2 separate regions of the Homo sapiens genome follow, and region 1 is linked to region 2. Evidence: read pairs that join two places in POLR2A ChIA-PET (ENCODE). Cell type or tissue: CD4-positive, alpha-beta T cell. All regions are shown on one strand. Links, peaks and the distances in the headings refer to the core of each region. The heading gives the core; the rest is flanking DNA.

Evidence for each region. ChIA-PET counts read pairs that join two places held together with the same protein. Peaks named below come from ENCODE experiments on the same cell type or tissue, not always from the same donor. Only the 100,000 strongest peaks of a DNase experiment are listed, where the experiment ranks them.
Region 1: POLR2A ChIA-PET joins it to region 2 with 6 read pairs; 2 of 35 experiments call an interaction of 5 or more read pairs at or near these places.

Annotation. Positions count from the first base shown.
Region 1 is chr4:77,057,754-77,070,105 of GRCh38, forward strand. CCNI (cyclin I) reads right to left here. Exons shown (of 7, transcript NM_006835.3): 2 at 8,496-8,652; 3 at 754-882. The coding sequence starts at 8,609. Among named protein-coding and RNA genes, the nearest start is that of CCNI, 12 kb to the right of the region's middle. In CD4-positive, alpha-beta T cell, for the core only: no CTCF peak of the experiment used is centred there; no DNase peak of the experiment used is centred there.
Region 2 is chr4:75,663,635-75,672,806 of GRCh38, forward strand. The region is part of intron 1 of G3BP2 (G3BP stress granule assembly factor 2); the gene reads right to left. Among named protein-coding and RNA genes, the nearest start is that of G3BP2, 5.2 kb to the right of the region's middle. RefSeq lists enhancers at 8,657-9,172, 9,067-9,172. In CD4-positive, alpha-beta T cell, for the core only: no CTCF peak of the experiment used is centred there; no DNase peak of the experiment used is centred there; H3K27ac peaks cover 451 bases.

The DNA.
Region 1 (12,352 bases), core at 845-5,844, 1.4 Mb after region 2:
GTTATATACCAAAGTAAGCCCGTAGAAAGCACTTTGTTTTTCAGAAAGCCACACAGTATGGATATTCAATAAGTAGTGACAGAGAAAAACGTGCAATAGGCTTATACTTTATTCTAGTCTGATTCCTTGTCCACCTCTGTACACCAATATGTTAGAAAATGACTAAGTATTCTGCTGATGCTATACGGTTTGTGCTAAAATCAAGAGATAAAAAATTTCATAGGCTAAAAAGTTATGAATACTTGTAACAAAAAGAAAATTACAGAATACTATTAGAAACACTTCCAAAAACACTTCTGCTTTTTAAACAATAGTAGAAAGCCGGGAGTGGTGGCTCATGCCTGTAATCCCAGCACTTTGGGAGGCCAAGGCAGGCTGATGACTTGACGTCGGGAGTTCAAGACCAGCCTGGCCAACACGGCAAAACCCTGTCTCTACTAAAAATACAAAAATTAGACTGGCATGGTGGCACGTGTCTGCAGTCCCAACTACTTGGGAGGCTGAGGCACAAAAATTGCTTGAACCCAGGAGGCAGACACACTCCAGCCAGGGCAACAGAGCAAAACTATCAAAAAATAAAAATAAAATAAACAATAGCAGAAGACATCACCATGTCTTCTTATGGGTACATACATCATTCTCCAGCAAAGTTCTCCACTTCTTTCTACCTTACAGAATGTTCACTAATAGCCTCTAGTTTAGCATACATACACTCAAATGAGGTTATATGTAAGTCTATCTTAAAACACTTACCTTTACGGTAGCTAAAAACCTATCCAAAAGACTGCTAGCCAGAGCAAATGTTTCTGGGTAAAGGTTGAATTGGTACTTGAGTTTGGCCAGCCATTGAATTACTTCATCTCTCTGGGATGGAGAAACATTCTATAAGGGAACAATTTTGAAAACAGAAGACAAAGTTTGAGCTATCATCAAGAGTATGTTTAGAATTCTCTCTCATAAAAGGTTAGGTAATACTACAAAATATATTTAAAAATGTTAAGGTTATTCAAAATCTATCAGACTTGAGACACATGAAATAAAACTTTATGTATTATCACATTTAATATCAATATCCAATATTCTCCTACTCTTTATTAAAATTTTCACTATGTCATCTCACCAAATATCCATAGTTGAATTAAATTTAGGTGCTCAGAGAATATAACATTTTAAAGTTTAAGTAACACTATTATCAACTGATAGTAATTTGGAGTTAAGTTACCCCACCTCTTAAGATTAAGAAAATACAGTGAATTTCTCCCGCAGCAAGTAGCCATTAACTTATCTTAGGAAATATAAATGAACTATGATAATGGAAATGATAGCCCATTTGAAAAACTAAAATCAATAGTAATAAGTAAAAGATACCAGGGACAACAGATGAATTATACACTTAGAGATGATGAAAAAATATTGAACAGGAAATTAATCTGAAGTAAATTACTATTTTGAAAAATTTCCACAAACACAAAACATTATTGTTTTATTGTTGTTGTAAGCCTATTGAGTATAAGCTTAATTTTTAGCAGGGACACACTTTAAAGTAATAGTGATTAGAAAACTTTTACTCTTGAGTTTTGGAGTCGCCATTAAAAAAATAAAACCGGTTGTTTATTTTGGGAACATTCAGTATTCTCCTTACAGCTCTTTCAAACTGTAGTTTCAAACAGTTTGAAAGAGCTGTAAGGAGAATACTCAAATAATATGTAGGAAGATTAAAACAACAATGTTTTGTGTTTGTGGAAAGCTTTCAAAATAGTCATTTACTTCAGGTTGATTTCCTGTTCAATATTTTTTTTCATCATCTCTAAATGTATAATTCATCTGTTGCCCCTGGTAACTTTCACTTATTAATATTGATTTCAGTTTTTTAAATGGGCTATCATTCTGTTATCATAGTTCATTTGTATTTCCTAAGTTAACCATAGTAAGCCTACAATGGTATGGAACACTAGAAGTTATTCCTCATATCTAGCTGTAATTCTGTATCCAGGCTACTTTAAGATCTAGTTCTGGACTAAGGATCCATAAAAATCCCTGAGAACCAAGTAAAGCCAATCACAAGACTTCTGGATGAAGAGTTAAGCATTCAAGAGAAATTAAATTCCTATCAAGATGAGCTTTTATCCAAAATGCCACAACAAATAAGGAAAAGTAATGTTAACTAAGCCAGCCAAACACATCAACAAGGAAATAAATTCCCAGGAGAGGTAGGTGATGTTATAATCTGATGAAACTGGGAAGGCTTTTAGGGAGATGAAAGGAACGATGACTTACAGTAGCTATGAAAACAAGAACACCATTAACTCTAACCTTCAGTTAGAGATACAATGTGGGGTATGGGAGAAAAAAAAAAATCCCTGAATGACAGATTACATTAAATAATGTCACTATTTGGTGTTTGGCATTAAACAATAACAGAAACATACAATTGTAAGAAGAATCACAAAGGTAACATACAAAAAAAGAGAATACAGTTATATGGAGATTATCATATAGTTATAACTAAATGACATAACTAATGTAAAGCATATATATGGAATGCAAACGTACTCAAATATTAGTTCTCCTTTCCCACCTCTAAACTACCCAATTCTCTAATAATGTCAGAAAAACAAATTTACAAAACATTATCTATGAAGTTATTTTAAACACTGTTAACAATTAGTCATGAAAGAAATCATGACAATATCTTTGAACTTTAATATTCCATATACTTTTTGAGACAGGGTCTTGCTCTGTCACCCAGGCTGGAGTACAGTGGCACAACCATGGCACACTGCAGCCTCGACCTCCCAGCCCCAAGTGATCCTCCCACCTCAGCATCCTGAAGTAGCTAGGACCAGAGGTACGTGCCACCAGGCCCGGCTAATTTTTTTTTTTTTTTTGAGATGGAGTCTCGCTCTGTCACCCAGGCTGGAGTGCAGTGGTTCAATCTCAGTTCACTGCAGCCTCCGCCTCCTAGGTTCAAGCAATTCTCCCTGCCTCAGCCTCCCAAGTAGCTGGGATTACAGGCTTGTGCCATCACGCCTGGCTAATTTTTGTATTTTTAGTAGAGATGGGGTTTCGCCATGTTGGCCAGGCTGGTCTCAAATCCCTGACCTCAAGTGATCTACCCATCTCAGCCTCCCAAAGTGCTGGGATTACAGACGTGAGCCACTGCGCCCGGCCTAATTTTACTTTTTTGTAGAGACGAGGTCTCACTATGTTACCCAGGCTGGTCTTCAACTCCCAGGCTCAAGTAATCCTCCCACCTCGGCCTCCCAAAGTGTTGGGATTACAGGTGTAAGCCACTATGTTTGGCCCATATACCAGATAGTAAAATTTAACAACAGGGCCAAGAAAAGCATTCCTGCATAGCCAATGTTATCATCACTAGCCAAAACCAGCAATAATTTTTTTAAAATCCAAAAGATAACAGTTTAAGAAGACTCAATTTAACTGAAGTAATACTGAGTCTAAGGTCACTTTTTCAAATCAATTCAAATATGTACTAAACAGTAATATCATCATGACAGCATTACAAATAGTAAGTTCTGCGCCTAATTCATTTCATTCCTATTCCTCTAAAATAAAGAATGAGAGAGAAAAAGAAAAAGCCCAAAACAGTATTTCCTGATTCCATCAGGTGAACTGTTTCTCATATGGACTGCTTAAATAGGATTAGAAGGATTCAGTAGTTGAACAAATAATCCTAAAGAGAATTTATAATGGATTGATCAAACATGGTAAAATATAGACTGCTATTAATATATATTCTGTATATATATTATATTCCACATGCTGCTAGTCTTCTCCTTAAAATATACAACCTCCCCAGCTTTAAACTCTAAAAGGTTCACCATTACCTAAAAGATTAAGTACAATTCCCCAGCATGGCATACAAATCTATGACCTACCTCTTCTTTGTTGTTGTTGTTTTTGTTTTTTGTTTTTGAGACAGTCTTGCTCTGTCACCCAGGCTGGAGTGCAGTGGCGCAATCTTGGCTAACTGCAAGCTCCGCCTCCCAGGTTCACACCATTCTCCTGCCTCAGCCTCCTGGGTAGCTGGGACTACAGGCACCCGCCACCACACCCAGCTAATTTTTTGTATTTTTAGTAGAGACGGGGTTTCACCATGTTAGCCAGGATAGTCTCGATCTCCTGACCTTGTGATCCACCCGCCTCGGCCTCCCAAAGTGTTGAGATTACAGGTGCAAGCCACCATGCCCGGCTATGACCTACCTCTCTAACCTCGGACATCTTCCATCACTTTCTGTCTTAAACTTCATGCTGTAATAGTAACTTCTACTGATGATCCTTCCTTGCCCCTGGTATTTTACGTTACTGCTCCTTTGTTCATATTGCTCCTACTGACTGGAACGCACTCCCTTCTCTCTCACCTGCCTTATTATGTATCTCTTGAGAGCTATTTTGATGTTACTCCCCGCCAGATACTTTTCCTGATAATTCAAGTTGGGCTGAGTACCTTCCTATGTTCCCACAGCATCTCATTACACCTGTTAAACGTTCAACATTTTTTTAAAAATTAAATTTCTGGGCATGGCTCACAATTGTAATCCCAGTACTGTAGGGGGCCAAGGCAGGAAAACTGCTTGAGCCCAGGAGTTTGAAACTAGCCTGGGTAACACAGTGAGACTTCATCTCCACAAATAAAAAAATTAGGCATGGTGGTGCGTGCCTGTTACCTCAGCTACTTGGGAGGCTGAGGTGGGAGGATCACTTGAGCCTGGGAAATAGAGGCTGTAGTGAACTGTGATGGAGCCACTGCACCCCAGCCTGGGCAACAGAGCAAGACCCTGTCTCAGAAAAAAAAAAAAAATTAAATTTTTCCTTTTGGCTTTGATGAAGTAGGAAGCAGCAAATCTAAACTCCAGTTGAGAATGACTAGAAAAGCTGTTAACAACCTCTTTTTAAGATTCCTTAGAGTTCTAAAATTCTACTGAAAATCATCTGTATATCAACAATTTGTGGCAGGGTTTTATCTTTGTAAATCAAAAGCACTTTGGCAAAATAAATTGAGAACATCTGAAAGTATGTGCCACTTTGACCAGTTTCAATGTTTTCCCCAAATTCATGTAACAAAATTATCATGAACTTGAAAGTACTATTACATAATATAAAAGAAGTTCTCTGCAAGTGCCAAGAACACAGTAAGGTACCTGAATGAATCATAAAGAAATGATAATCACCATTCACTTAAATGCTTACTTTGAGTCTATTATATGCAAGTAAACAAAAATGACACCACCATACCCCTCAGGGAAACTCACAGTCAAATCACCAGAAAATTATAATACTTTGTGCTGTCATAAGGGAAGCAGAGTGTGGCAGAAACACATAGAAGGTGAGTGACAGCTGCATAATATTCTTGCCTGACCACACTGTCCTAAATTTGGGGATAGGGGATGCAAATTAAACAAGAATTATGTGAGAGACTGACTTCAAAATATAGTTGGGGCAGGGGGGAAGTTAGAAGGAAACTGGAGGAAAAAGGCATAAGAGAAAGCTTAAAAATATCTTACTTTTCCATTTTTACCAACACTTCAAAACCAAATTAGAAAAGTCAGAGCAACAGTGGAAAGGGAGGTAAAAAAAAAAAAAAAAAAAAAAAAAGCCAGTCCCTTAGAGGAAAATAAGAGTTAGAACTAGAATAGAGAAGGTGCTGGGTGCGGTGGCTCATGCCTGTAATCCCAGCACTTTGGAAGGCCGGATCACAAGGTCAGGAGATCGAGACCATCCTGGCTAACACAGTGAAACCCCGTCTCTACTAAAAAATACAAAAAATTAGCCGGGCGTTGTGGCGGGCGCCTGTAGTCCCAGCTAATGGGGAGGCTGAGGCAGGAGAATAGCGTGAACCCGGGAGGCGGAGCTTGCAGTGAGCCAAGATCGCGCCAGTGCACTCCAGCCTGGGCAGCAGAGCAAGACTCTGTCTCCAAAAAAAAAAAAAAATAGAATAGAGAAGTGTCCCTGGGGGTTACCCTGGCAAGCAACTCAAGCCCCTATAGCCTTTTACCCCTATTCTTAACTCCTATCCCCACCAGACCAAGGCCACCCAAATTTTACAAGTATTAAATATGGCTTCTACTTGGCATTACTAAAGGCAAATCCTTAAGAAGTGGATCTCTCTCAGAAGTTCTGATACTATTCTGTTCTCTGGTATTACCACACCAGTATTCATTAAATCACCTACAGAAATAGGCCAGATTTGGGTGTGGTTGCTCACGCCTGTAATCCCAGCACTTTGGGTTGCTGGGGCAGGAAGATCATCTGAGGTGAGGAGTTCGAGACCAGCTCGGCCAACATGGTGAAACCCTGTCCCTACTAAAAATACAAAAATTAGCCAGGTATGGTGGCGGGTGCCTGTTAATTCCAGCTACTTGGGAAGCTGAGGCAAGAGAATCACTTGAGCCCGGGAGGCCGAGGTTACAGTGAGCCGAGATCATGCCATTGCACTCCAGCCTGGGCAAAAAGAGAAAAAAACTCCTTCTCAAAAAAAAAAAAGAAATAGGTCAGATTATTTGGTAATATAGCAATATACTACAATCTAGGTAGAATATCACCTTCAAAGACCAGGCTGTAAAAATATATTATTGTTGGTTACATGCTGACTTAAGGAGATAGCAGGAGGAGGAAAGGAATGGTCCTACAAGCAGCTATAAAAAAGTTTTGAGGCTCACTAGAATGTCACAACATAAGGGCAGGAATTTATTTTCTCCTGTTGTATCCCCAATACCTAGAATAGTGCCTAGAGTATAGCAGATACTCAGCAGACATTTGCTAAATGACTTGAATTCCCAACTAATCTAAAAATCACACATGCGCGCGCGCGCACACACACACACACACACACACACACACACACACACAAAATATCACAGGAAGAGGACTACCTTAGGAAAAGGATCGAATTATAATTTTTTTTCTTTTTTTTTTTTTTGAGACGGAGTCTCACTTACCCTGTCGTTCAGGCTGGAGTGCAGTGACGTGATCTCGGCTCACTGCAACCTCTGCCTCCTGGGTTCAAGCAATTCTCATACCTCAGCCTCCCAAGTAGCTGGGTCACAGGAATGACTCACCACACCCAGCTAATTTTTGTATTTTTAGTAGAGATGGGGTTTCGCCATGTTGACCATGGCTGGTCTCGAACGCCTGACCTCAGGTGATCTGCCCACCTCAGCCTCCCAAAGTGCTGGGACTACAGGCGTGAGCCACTGCGTCCAGCCCAAATTATCATTCTATTACTTATTAAAGTCTTGAGCAAATTGGGACTACTGAGTACTTTTTCAAAGAATTAAATGAGATATTAAATGAGATAGCATATATATAAACACTCCTCATTCAAGTTAACTAATCAGTTTGCAAAATGACAAGTAACAGTAAATGAAGAATGTATTTCTTTAGCTTGTGGGAAAGAATAAGTAGGAAAAATTAGAATTGAATTAAAAAGGCATATATACTTTCAAAACCAATAAGCAAAGGATAGCCTAAAACAACACACGAGGAACTTACATATTTGCCATTCATTCACTCATGCATATTAAAAGAACATTTGACCACTATTCTATTTTCCAAGCACCATGTTAGATATTAAGGATAAAAGACATATAAGACATCTTATACAATAAACTTTTGGAGTGGATAAAGTTCACAGTTATTTGTGAAAAATAATTATATATGACAGAAGTATAAAAATTTCTAAAAGAAAAACTATGCAGCTAACAGTAGTTAAGAGACCAGCTGGCTATCTTCTAAAAAGCTTCCAACATTGGTATTACCTTAGTAATTCACATGAACTCCTTACCGCTAATGATGAAAGAGTAGGTTTTTAGTTGACTAAAGACAATGGTATGAAGATGTTCAGCCTCTGTGGCTAACTATAAACTATATATCTAAAGAAGGTTACTACTGTTAGTATAGATTATGATGAAAGAAAACAAACCTAACTATTTTCCCAAAGCTGTAACTCAGATAACAACAAAACAGGTCAACAAACAAAAACAGTTAACTCTTGTTTCAGAAAGAAAAGGCCACAGCAGGAGCAGGAGTTTTTAAAAAAGAAGAGGCCGGGCATGGTGGCTCACGCCTATAATCCTACCACTTTGGGAGGCCAAGGCTGGTGGACTGCTTGAGCTCAGGACTTCCAGACTAGGCTGGGCAACATGGTGAAACCCCATCTCTACCAAAAATACAAAAAATTAGCCAGGCATGGTAGCATGCGCCTGTAGTCCCAGCTACTCAGGAGGCTGAGGTGAGAGGATTGCTTGAGCCCGGGAGGCAGGGGTTGCAGTGAGCTGAGATCATGCCACAGCACTCCAGACTGGATGACAGAGTGAGACCCTGTTACACAAAAAAGAAACAGGGAGAGTCTCTCAAATACAGCACATCCTTAAATGGTACACACTCCTCCAATGTAGTGTCAAGATATTATTATGTATGGCAGTAGTATGTTTATTTCTAATAAAATTCATCTGTCTTAAGAGAAAAATCATTACCTGATTTGAAGGCATTTTCCGCACATTCACTTTCCACATCTGTGCTTCCCTAGTGATTGCCTTTTCCAACAGGAAAGACAATCTCTGGTTTTCCAAAGGCCCTGGAAACTTCATGATATCCTTTGGATCTGCCTGCTACCCAGCTTGCTGTAGCTACCTACAGAATCAAGTAAGTTTTAAAATTAGTTATAGAATAAGTGTAGCATTATATAAAGTACTAATTAAGCAACTCATAAAACAAAATAAGAATGCTATGAGGCAGTATAGGATTTTATAGCTCTTTAAAATATCGTATTAAAATACCAAAATAATCAGTTATCTAAAACATTCACACTTGAAATCTGAAATTCAGTTATAAAGAGAATAAAAACAAGGCCATGTAATTGATGGAACCTTTGGACTCTGATCAAAACATGTTATTACTGTTTCAAATTGTCAAAACTTTGTCACTGGCTTTTTTACCAGGAATTCTTAGAAGTAGTTATTCCAAACATTCCTCTTAAAAACCTAATCAGATAAGGACCACTAACATTTTTCCTTCATTAAAAAGAAAATATATTACATTAAATCCTACCCATTCCCACTTCTTCAGTATGAAACCATACCCTCCAGTATGAAATCATCTTAAATTGCGCTTCCAATTCAGTATCCATTAGCTACACATGTGGATATTTAACTATGAGCTGAATAAAATTTAAAAATTGGCCAGGCATGGTGGCTCACGCCTGTAATCCCATCACTTTGGGAGGCCGAGGCGGGTGGATCACTAGGTCAGGAGTTGGAGACCAGCCTGGCCAACATGGTGAAACCCCATCACTACTGAAAATACAAAAATTAACTGGGCATGGTGGTGGGCGCCTGTAATCCCAGCTACTCGGGAGGCTGAAGCAGGAGAATCGTTTGAACCAGGGAGGCAGAGGTTGCAGTGAGCTGAGATCACACCATTGCACTCCAGCCTGGGCAACAGGGTGACACTCCGTCTCAAAAACAAACAAACCAAAAAAAAAAAATGTATTTCTTCAGTCACAATAGCCTTACTTCAATAACCAGATGTGGCTAGTGGATACTATATCGGACAGTGCACAAAAGGAACATTCCTATTAATACAGTAAGTTCTACTGAACAGTGCTCACCTAGAAAGCTCCACAGTACATTGACTAGCACTCTAAAATGAGCAGCATGTCTAAATAGCAAGTTTAGCAGTGCAAGACAACATAGAGTCCAAGAGAAATGTCTCTAGGTTTTATGTTTATATGTATTTGGAAACAAGAGTCCCACTCTGTTGCCCAGGTTAGAGTACAGTGGTGTAGTGGCTCACTGCAGCCTCGAACTCCTGGGTTCAGGTGATCCTCCTGCCTCAGCCTCCCAAATAGCTGGGACTACAGATGCACATCACCAAGCCCAGGTAATTTTGTGGGGTTTTTTTTTTTTTTTGTAGAGATGCAGTTTTGCTATGTTGCCCAGCCTCACGCAGTCCTCCTGGCTTGGCCTCCCAAAGCACTGGGGTTACAGGTGTGAGCCACCGTGCAGGCTTCTAGGTTTAAAAAAAAAAAAAAAAAAAAAAAAAAAAAGAAGCAAACTACAGACTTGAGGTTTGACTGTGTGTAGAAAATTGGATTAAGAAACTGCTAAAGAATGTGAAAAGGTGGCTGGGCACGGTGGCTCACACCTGTAATCCTAGCACTTTGGGAGGTGGAGGCGGGCAGATCACGAGGTCAGTAGTTCCAGACCAGCCTGACAAAACATGGTGAGACCCCCGTCTCTACTAAAAATACAAAACTTAGCCAGGCATGGTGGCAGGCACCTGTAATCCCAGTTACTTGGAAGCCTGAGGCAGGAAAATCGCTTTAACCCAGGAGACAGAGGGTGCAATGAGCCAAGATTGCACCACTGCACTCCAGCCTGGCGACAGAGCAAGACTCCGTCTCAAAACAAACAAACAAACAAACAAAAAAGAATGTGAAAAGGCTTAGCTGGATTTGTTGAAAGGTAAGCAACTAAAAAGGTAATTAACTTCAGAAAAAAGAATTTAAGAAAGTAATGTATCACAATATTTATACAGCAATAATAATGAAAAGACTGGATAGGGATCGCAATATGATAAAACTACATTGGCAGGATGTGGAGACATAACTATGGATATTGGAAGAGGGTAAAATAAAAGCCACGTCTTTACATTTCATAGTAGGAAATTCATAAATATCTCAAACTGAAATGTCAAAAAACAGCAGCAGAGCAAGTTGTTTGAAAATGTGATGCTAAATAACGGGACAAGGAGGAAAGAGTTGGGAGTAGTTAACCTCTGCAGAGTAAGAAAAGGGTGAGAAAGGCCTAGCGTAGGAGAATGCTGTTTTTCATTATAAATTTCACTAACAATTTGACTTTCTCAACTATGTACCTGTAAACTATGTATCTGTATTACACACTTCAGATTCATGGGCTCTAAGAATTTTTTTAAATATCCAGAATTAACATGTAAAAAGTTCCAATTTTTTTAAAAATAAAAAATTTGGAAAAGCAAAAAATAGCAAACCACTTCTTTAATTTCCACATTCTATCCCAACTCCAGCTACTATCCTCCTTCCTATGTACCACTCCACATATGCTACCTATTTGCTTCTCAACTTACTAGAGACTAATTCTGGTTAACTCAATTATGATTTTGTTAATTTTTGTGTCTTTAAACGCCTGAGTTTTTGCAAATCTTCTATAATTAGCATAAAATATCTTCATACTAAGATGACAAGGGGTAAATAGAGAGGAAAAAGAACTAATATTAATCCAAAAAGACCTATCTCAAAGGTAATTTCTTCTAAAAACTCTTGATTCTTTAATCATGTCATAAAGCAGCTTTCTGTTAACTCCCCAACTACGTTATAAATTCCTGGCCAGGCGCAGCGGCTCCGGCCTGTAATCCTTGCACTTTCGAAGGCTGAGGAGGACAGATTGCTTGAGTCAAGGAGTTCGACGCCAGCCTGGGCAATGTGGTGAAACTCCATCTCTATAAAACATACAAAAATTAGGCAGGCGTGGTGGCACGTGCCTGTGGTCCAAGCTACTTGGGAGGCTGAGGTTGCAGTGAGCCAAAATCATGCCACTGCACTCCAGCCCCAGCAACAGAATGAGACCGTGTCTCCAAATAAAGAAATCCCTATGCAGTCACATCTGCCAATATCATTTTTATATATATATATTTTTTTTATTATTATACTTTAAGTTCTAGGGTACATGTGCACAAAGTTCAGGTTTGTTACATATGTATACATGTGTCATGTTGGTGTGCTGCACCCATTAACTCATCATTTACATTAGGTATATCTCCTAATGCTATCCCTCCCCCCTCCCCCCACCCCACAACAGGCCCCGGTGTGTGATGTTCCCCTTCCTGTGTCCAAGTGTCCTCATTTTTTTTATTACTCACTGTGTCCACAGCACAGTACTTCGACGGAACAGAGACCCAACCAATTGTTCCAGTTTCAACCACTGGTGCCCCAAACAAAAACACACAACCAAAAACTCTACCCCCACCTGTACCAACCCACTGTGTGTGGGGTTTTGGTACCTTCTTTTTTTTGATACATCCTTGTTCACAACTTTAACCTACCAAAATCTAATCTCTTTCACACCAATCCTTCCAATCTTTGAAGGGTGCTATCATGCTCACCAATTCATCTTTTCCATAGCTGAAAACTTCGATAGCTCCTCACGATATTTTGCCTCTTCTAAATTAGCTTTAATTTTACCATAAATACAGTCTAAAATCATGGGCTTTTTTTTTTTTTTTTTGAGACAAGAGTCTCACTCTGTTGCCCAGGCTAGAGTGTAGTGGCACGATCTCGGCTCACTGCAACCTCCAC
Region 2 (9,172 bases), core at 2,260-7,259:
GTGGATCACAAGGGCAGGAGTTCAAGACCAGCCTGGCCAAGATGGTGAAACCCCATCTCTACTAAAAATAAAAAAATTAGCCAGGTGTGGTGGTGGGTGCCTGTAATCCCAGCCACTCCGGAGGCTGAGGCAGAGAATTGCTTGAACCCGGGAGGCGGAGGTTGCAGTGAACCAAGATCGCGCCAGTGCACTCCAGCCTGGGCGACAGAGCGAGACTCGTCTCAAAAAAATAAAAAATAAAAATATGAAATATAACCTATTTTATTTTTGAGATGGAGTCTTGCTCTGTTGCCCAGGCTGGAGTCCAGTGGTACGATCTTGGCTCACTGCAACCTCTGCCTCCCGGCAGAGCAATTCTCTTGCCTCAGCCTCCCGAGTAGCTGGGACTACAGGCACGTGTCACCACACCTGGCTAATTTTTGTATTATTAGTAGAGACGGGGTTTCACCATGTTAGCCAGACTGGTCTTGAACTCCTGACCTCGTGATCCACCTGCCTCAGCCTCCCAAAGTGCTGGGATTACAGGCGTGAGCCACCGTGCCCAGCCACCTGTTTTATTTTAAAAAGACCTATTAAACTTAAAAGTACTAAAAAAAAAAAATCATAATTCCTAAGCATGTATCTACTGGGTAAATCAGGATGCAGTTGAAATTCCTGCTTAGCCAGGTGCGGTGGCTGACGCCTGTAATCCCAGCACTTCAGGAGGCCAAGGTGGGCAGATCGCCTGAGGTCAGGAGTTCGAGACCAGCCTGGCCAAAATGGTAAAACCCCTTCTCTAGTAAAATACAAAAATTTGCCAGGCGTGGTGGCTGGCGCCTGTAGTCCCAGCTACTTGGGAAGCTGAGGCAGGAGAATCGCTTGATCCCAGGAGGCAGAGTTTGTAGTGGGCCAAGATCATGCCTCTGCACTGCAGCCTGGGCAACAACAGAGTGAGGCTCCATCTCAATAAATAAATAAAGTCCTGCTTAAACTTCAGGTTGAGCTGGGAGGATCATTTGAGATCAGGAGTTCGAGACCAGCCTGACCAAGATGGTGAAACCCCATCTCTACTAAAAATACAAATAATTAGCAGAGCTGATGGCACACACCTGTAATCTCAGCTACTCAGGAGACTGAGGCACAAAAAATCACTTTAACCTGGGGGACAAAGGTTGCAGTGAGCCGCGATCACACCACTGCACTCCAGCCTGGGCAACTGAGTAAGACTCTGTCTCAAAACAAACAGACAAAAAAACACTGCAGGCTGGCACAGTGGATCATGCCTGTAATCCCAGCACTTTGGGAGGTGGAGGTGGCAGGAAAGCTTGAGGCCAGGAGTTCAAGACCAGCCTGGCCAACAGAGAGACCCCATCTCTATACAAAAAATTAAAAATAAAAAGTCAATTTCCATGTGTGTTTACTTTAAATAACTAAAACAATTTCAGAGACAGCCCTGCATAGGTCATTAAAATTGTGATGCTGTTTTTAATAAAAATCAAATACCAACTATAGTAGAGCTTACAGATAGAGTGTAGCTTTACATAATTCTAGTGACTCACAATTCAACTTCTACATTATGTTTTTAGGTTCCTTGTTTCTTCCTTTCCAACAAACTATCCCTCCTCTAACTGTCCTTCTTAAACTCTCAAACTTGATTTACAAAAATCCCCAAATCTGTTTAAAATTTTTTATAATGCCTCACTTGCTTTCAAAAATAGTTAATTCACAAAGAGCAGATCCAAATACTGCCATTTCAGGTGTCATTGATTTTCCAGAAAACTTAAAACTCCCAATAAGGGTAACAACCCTAGTGCAAAAAGGACTCACATATGCTACATTTAAAGTAACAAAGCACTGGGCTGTGGCTCACGCCTGTAATCCCAGCACTTTGGGACGTCGAAGTGGGCAGACTGCTTGAGCTTAGGAGCTGAAGACCAGCCTGGGCAACAAGGCAAAACCCCATCTAAAATTAGCCAGACATGGTGGTGCACACCTGTAGTCACAAACACACAAACACACACACACACACAAACACACAAACAAACACACACACACACACACACACACACACAGCTAAGCAACTAACATTTTTATTTTGAATAATGAGGGTGGGTAAAGAACAGTAGACTTACCTGGTAAAATTTAACAAGATAACTAAAACATGGAAATTATATGTATTTTAACACCATAAAAACTGATGGTAAAATAATACTAACACATGGGAAAATACTACATTACTCTCTGAACAAAATAACTATACACAAAATAGTTTTCTTTAAATTGATAGTGACAGAAATACTATTAGGAATTTCCGGGTTTGGGAATTGTTTTCTTCTCTCTGGATTTCCAGATTTTCTACAGGAACACTGTTGTCATTTATCCCAAATTTCCCATCATATTCATAGAGTACATACTGATCTATCATTTTTGTCACTTACATATTTGTTTCTCAAACCAAAATAAAATGGTACATAATACATATATAATATCACAGGTCAAAATGCTCTAAAGATTTGTTGTAACAAGGTTCAAAAAAAGCTTCAAATTGCCCACTATCTACATGGTCACTGAAGTATAATGGCCAACATACCATCAATTTAGAACAGAGAGACAGGGAAGGGCAGTAGAAGTAATATTTGATTAATCAATACTCAATAAATTAATACTTAGAACTATTGGAAGGCAGTAACTTGAAAAGTTAACTTCAAATGGTAAATAAGTAAGGCAATGCTAATCTGGTAAAATCTAAACAGGCATATAACAGGTTATATAGAAAGCTGAGCTTTTAAGGTGCAGAGGAGGCTCCCAAAGGAATGGTAAAACAAAATCAAGATTTACTGAGAGAACAGTGTTTCAACTAATTACATCAGTTACTTCTTTAACCATAACTCCGATTTGAAGTGACTCAGAATTTAGAGAGCCAAAATATAATTGATAGAAATCAACCAGAAAATGACTACTAGAGATCAACCATCAAACAACGTGGTTTGGGTATTGCAGGAAATAAGACTATGAAAATTGAGTAAGTAATATAAAGTTCGTATTTATAATTCATGCAGTGTACGTAAGAAGGTTGAGAAAAAGGAAAAAAGCCAAATTACACTTTCAGAATAAAAGTGATTACAAGAAGAAAGAATTGTGCCATTTTTATTATTCATAGCAAATCATCTTACAGGTAATCCATTTCTAGATCTGGGACCTTCCATTTCTTAAAAAAAGTTAACAAAACGAAACAAAATTCTGAATATGGGAGTAAAAGGTTTCAACTATCTTATCCATGGCCATGAAAAACTCATGACCTTACTGGATCTCGATTTCCTAGTTTACAAATTGAGAAGAAATCCCCGGTCAAGCCTACAAGACTATACAGTTCTACAAAGATAGCCAAGAAGGCCTGGTGCAGTGGCTCACACCTGTAATCCCAATATTTTGGGAGGCCAAAGTGGGTGAATCGCTTGAGCTCAGGTGTTTGAGACCAGCCCAGGCAACATGGCAAAACCCCGTCTCTACTAAAAAATACAAAAAATTAGCGGGGCGTGGTAGTGTGCAAGCGTAGCTCCAGCTACTCGGGAAGCTGAGGTGGGAGGAATGCCTGAGCCCGGGAAGTCAAGGCTGCAGCGAGCCAAGATGGCACCACCGCACTCAAACCTGGGTAACAGGAGTGAGACACTGTTTAAAAAAAAAAAAAAAAAGATAGCCAAGATTAAAGGATACTTATACACAAAAAGAAATCTTTAGAAAGTTCTTAGATTAGCACCTTCAAAGATAACTACCATCTTCAATAAGGTGGTTGTTAGCCTCACCTAACAACCTTTTTAGAAAAAGTTAAATACAATATATCACACTCCACTTCTTCCAATGACACCTGAAAATGTGAAGAATCTCACACAGGAATGCACAGTGTAAAATTTTATCTGATACATTAGCTCTATACACAGTCAAAGCTCTCTCATGAACAAATCCGTCTTTTACTTGTCAAATGAAAACATTATCCAAGGCCAGGCGCAGTGGCTCATGCCTACTTCCCAGCACTTTGGGAGGCAATGGCAGGAGGATCACAAGGTCAGGAGATCGAGACCATCCTGGCTAACACAGTGAAAGCCCGTCTCTACTAAAAATACAAAAAATTAGCCAGGCCTGGTGGTACGCGCCTATAGTCCCAGCTACTCAGGAGGCTAAGGCAGCAGAATTGCTTGAACTCAGAGGCAAAGGTTGCAGTAAGCTGAGATCACACCCTTGCACTTCAGCCTGGGCAACAAGAGCGAAACTCTGTCTCAAAAAACAAAAAACCGAAAACATTATCCAGTATAGTTTAGAGGCTTTTTACTCTCCAACTCTGCCTATCGCACCTAAAATCCCAGTGAATCTTCATCAGAATATTTTATTCATTCCTGTTTCTTAAAATGTTTCCTCTGCATTTGCCTAATTCCTGAAGCACATGCACTTCAGCTCTCACGGAAAATTGCTCTATATTTGTCACCATATTTTCTGAATCTATTAATTATACACATTGAGAGAGAGTGGAGTATTGGTAGATAATACACACTGAGAGGGAGTGGAGCATTGGTAGACATACATGCAGATTAGAAAAGAAAGTCACATTGAGCTTCATTATCCTACAATGAACTTATATTTCCTCAGTTTCAAAATAACGTAAAAACCAAAGTTATCACTCTCCTTTCCTCAAACTTTGACTAAAACGTCACCTTTTAGGTAAGAAACATTTAGGTTTTTTGTTTACCATTTAAAGTTCAGTGAATCACTACTATAATGGGGCTGCCTCCAAAACAATCAATCTTAGGCTACATTAATTTAGATGTAATATCTAAAATGAGTTGATTGCTAATTGAATATAGTGAATGGAAATTATAAGAAGGTAGATTTGGGTGAAACATAACACAAGAATAACGCGAGTTGTCCAAATATCAAATAGAGCTACTTAACAAGTAGCCAGTCACTACAGGTATTCCAGAGACTAACTGAATGGTTTGGCACAAACATAGTAGAGTCCATACATCCAAAAAAGTAAGATTAGGCCATTCCAACACTAAGATCCTAAAAGTCTGTTAACAAGAAGCAGGACTTTTGACTTCTCCTCCAATACTCATCTCACACCTTCCTATCTGCAATGATTGAAACCCTATGCATTTATCTGGGCCCAGCAGAAATCCTGTCCCCTTGAAAATCTTTCTACTCCTACTGAATTCCTCAACAGAATATAACTCTTCTCTATTAACTCTTAAAGCACTTTTGGCCTTTATCATAGCAGTTTATTGATCATGCTCTGCCCTAAATTACTAACTGTACACCTGTCTTCATCTTCTATTCCCCTCTCAAATATTATAACTCAGCTCTCCTTTGAATGCAATTCTCTGGAAACATCACAATTCTTCTCAATAATCGAATGACTTCTCAATCCTCCACCCATCTGCATTATCAATGTTGACTACCTCCTCCTAACTCTTCTAGAGTTCTATAAGGCAAATTTTCCTTCTCATCCAAACGCAGAATTTCTCAAGGTTCTGTCTTCTAACCTGGCAATTTCAGCTTCTGGTCTCATGTCTACCTAAACGTGTATCTAGTCTATACCATAAGTTCAAATTTTACATTTGTCACCACATACTGAACACCTAGACATGACCCACATATGTCCCAATACACGCATGCACCAAAGAAAGCTATTTCCTTATTTCTGTTAAAAGTGTCATAATCTTCTCAACTTGAAAGCTCAGTCGTGACTTTCTCCCCTTTAGCTTTGCCACTTAAACTGTGAAATCCTTACAATTCAGAAGGTGGAATTTGTGCCCTCCTTTTCACTCCCACTGTTCAGACCTTTTATTCTTCAAAAGTCTTTCAAGCCCCTGTATCACGTGTAGTATATACTGTACTGAGTAAAATCCAAACACCTGCATTCAGTTTGGCATCTAAGGCCCTACACAGAAATCCAGTCTGACATTCAATGTCATAACCAACCTTTCAAATTTATCTCCTACTATACTTTCTCATCCCTGTATCAAATTCTATACAAATATTTTAATCACCTAATATTATTCTCTGCAATTTCACTCTCTGCGCCTTTGTCTTACTTCATTCATTCCCATCCACAAGCTGAGTCAATGGGTTATACAAAATAAATTCATTTCAACATTTATTTTATGGCTACTATGTATGTACCAGAAACTACAAAAGGAAAAAGAGGCCGGGTGCAGTGGCTCACGCCTGTAATTCTAGCACTTCGGGAGGCCGAGATGGGTGGATCACCTGAGGTCAGGAGTTCGAGACCAGCCTGACCAACATGGCAAAACCCATCTCTACTAAAAACACAAAAAAGTTAGCCGTGTGCAGTGGCGGGCGCCTGTAATCCCAGCTACTCAGGAGGCTGAAGCAGGAGAATCGCTTGAACCCGGGGGCGGAGGTTGCAGTGAGCTGAGTTGTAAGTACTTGGTATTAGTTATTATAAAAAGAATAAGACCTCTAGTAATAGGAGGCAGTTCTCTTTACCAGATACTGTTACCAAAGGTTATGTGGGTGCTAAGACACAGCTTATCTCCACTATAGGATACTTACCCCTTTCCCCTCTGGAGTCCCTCACTCATAGCTGGGCTCAAACTAGTCAGGTTTATTTATTTTAATTGAACCATGGACTATATCCATTTCCAACAGCTAAATGCATATTAATACTGGAACTTTCTGAAATTCCAGATGGTTTTTGTTTGAAGTAACTTAAACAATCTAAGGAACACTATACCTTTTTAAAGAAATGACCTTCAATCTTTTGTGGTACACCATTGAATGAAAGCTTCACAAAGAAGATCTAAGAATCATAGTGGTACAAATAAATAATAAAAGTAAGTTATGGATTAAATCTCTTATTCAGGCTCCAAAAGGTGTTTTTGTTTTCTGTCCTTCTCAGAAGTTGAGGGAGGCTAGTTTTAAAATTCAGAAGCTATTAAAAGTGACCAAGCAGTAAGAAATGGAAATGCTTGCTGTCCACAAAAATAAAGCATGTATTTATACTATGTTTTAAAGTTTAACAAGTAACCTACTATTTTCTTTTGTCTTTAAAATAGATAGGGCATTATCTTCATTTACAGAAAAGGATGTTTAGAGAGCCTAAGGAAAGGTGTTTGGGGTTCCTCAGTTACAGTAAAAAGAAAGAGGATTTGAAATCAGGTCTCCTGACTCCTGACTCAACTGATGTTTTCATTACACTTTGGTTAGGAACAACCGCTTTGGAAGAGCAGCCAGCTCTTCCAACAATACAAAAAATTAATTTTAAACAAGCAATTGTTAGCTTATGTGAAACTGTTGAGAAGAGTGAAAAGCAAAGGAATACAGCAGGACAGCAACAGAAAATCCAAGAATAATTTTCAATATACCTATGGTTTCAAGATAGGGTAAAATACTTGGAAATTAGCAGATAAAAGTAAGCAGAAACACGACAGTCAAGAAACTAATTCTATTGCTTCTGAAGGTAGGCCAGGACCTTCCTGAAGGTGGGTGGACCAATTTATTCTATCGGATATAAAACAAGTGTCTACCAGTGGAGAGTAACTAGGTCATGTTTGTCCATTAAATTCTACTGAATTTAAGTTCAGACGCAACACTTTAGTTTGTGCCTTTCAAAATCAACATTGAAAAGGAGTCATTCACTGTCTCCATATTCACTCAAAATATGTGGAAAGTCTTTTTAAAGCAATCTAGGGGGAAAATGTTCAATCCTAATTATGCGTAATAAACAGCGATAATTTTGCAGGATAAGGAGGGAAGTTTTCAGAATCTAAAGACACAGTGCCAACACTTTCTTCAAACCAGGAGTTGCCTGCTGACAAATCAACTGCTCAGCTGCTAACTGAACAGTTAAGTTAGTTACTCTACGAAATGGTCAAATAATGTGTTTTCTTCTTTACCTTCTAATTTTTATCCCCATCCATCCCACAAGCATTCTGGTTCACTCTTGATGTTTTTTCACTATTACTAATATTTCGACCCTGAATATCAATCTGAACTATGACAGCTCTTAGTAAGAAATTCATTCTAGGTCCTTATTATTCCTACAATTCCTTGACTGCTTTTCAGAATTAGTTTGTAAAGATTAAATCATAACATAAAGGCCCATAAGAGTAATCTTAAACATTTAAGAAAAATGTTACTGCCAAAGAAAGGATAATTCAATCCTGAGGTTCAAACTCATCGTACCGTTTATCTCCTAAGACCAGGAATCTTGGATTATCAAAAAGACCACTGGATGCTAACAGGGCCAAAAGTTTACTTAGAAACTTGGTTCACATGCCTAAGGCTATATTAACTGCCAAATATGGAGCTAGAGAAAAATTGCCATCATCTCCCACTCTAGTACACCGGGGCTCTCTTAACGACAGTTAATGTTTCCTAGATCCAGGTACCTGCAACACTAACGTTTGAAAGACCAGAACAAGGTACAGAGCCTTGAACCTAAAACCACAGTATCTTAATCCAAGTTAATATCCCACAACAATCATACAGGGAGAACAGGACTTTACTATTCCAGCTAAAAGTGCAAGTGCCTTTTTTTTGTTGTTGTTATGAAGGAAAAGGCACTCTCCTCCCACCCCCCAAATCCGTTAGAACATTAAGTATGTCTTGGGGAAAAAAGCTGATCTATGCAGGAAATTATAGACGAAAATCTATATTCGCCCCAAAGCGGCAAAGGGCCATCTTAAGAAATCTGCTTTTAGAGACGCAGGAAAAATTCTATCAGATTCCACTAACAAAATCAACACAATCTAGGGAAGCTTCTGTTCCTTTCTGTCCCCCCATCCCAACAAAAGCGGGAACCCATCCCCCAAAAGCCATTCCCGAGTCAATAAGGGATCGTCTGCATAAGAGGGGGACGAAGAAGGCGCACGTTACAGTTCCAGTATCCGAACACGTTCGGATTAAACCCGCGGTGGCAGGGAGAGGGGGGTTGGTCAAACACGACGGAACACTAGGTACTGGGTAAGCGAAGCGGCGGCTGCCTTCAAACCCGGATTCTGTTTCCGTGCACAGAAATGGTGCCCGGAGGCCGCCACTTTCGCATCTGCGTCGCTTCTGCCTCCGTCGACACAACCTCTTTTCCCCTCCCCCCACGGGCGGGGTGGCGACGGCCTCTCCGCTCCGAAGGAACAAGGTACAAGAGCCGAAAACGATTCGGAAACAGGAACGGTGGGCT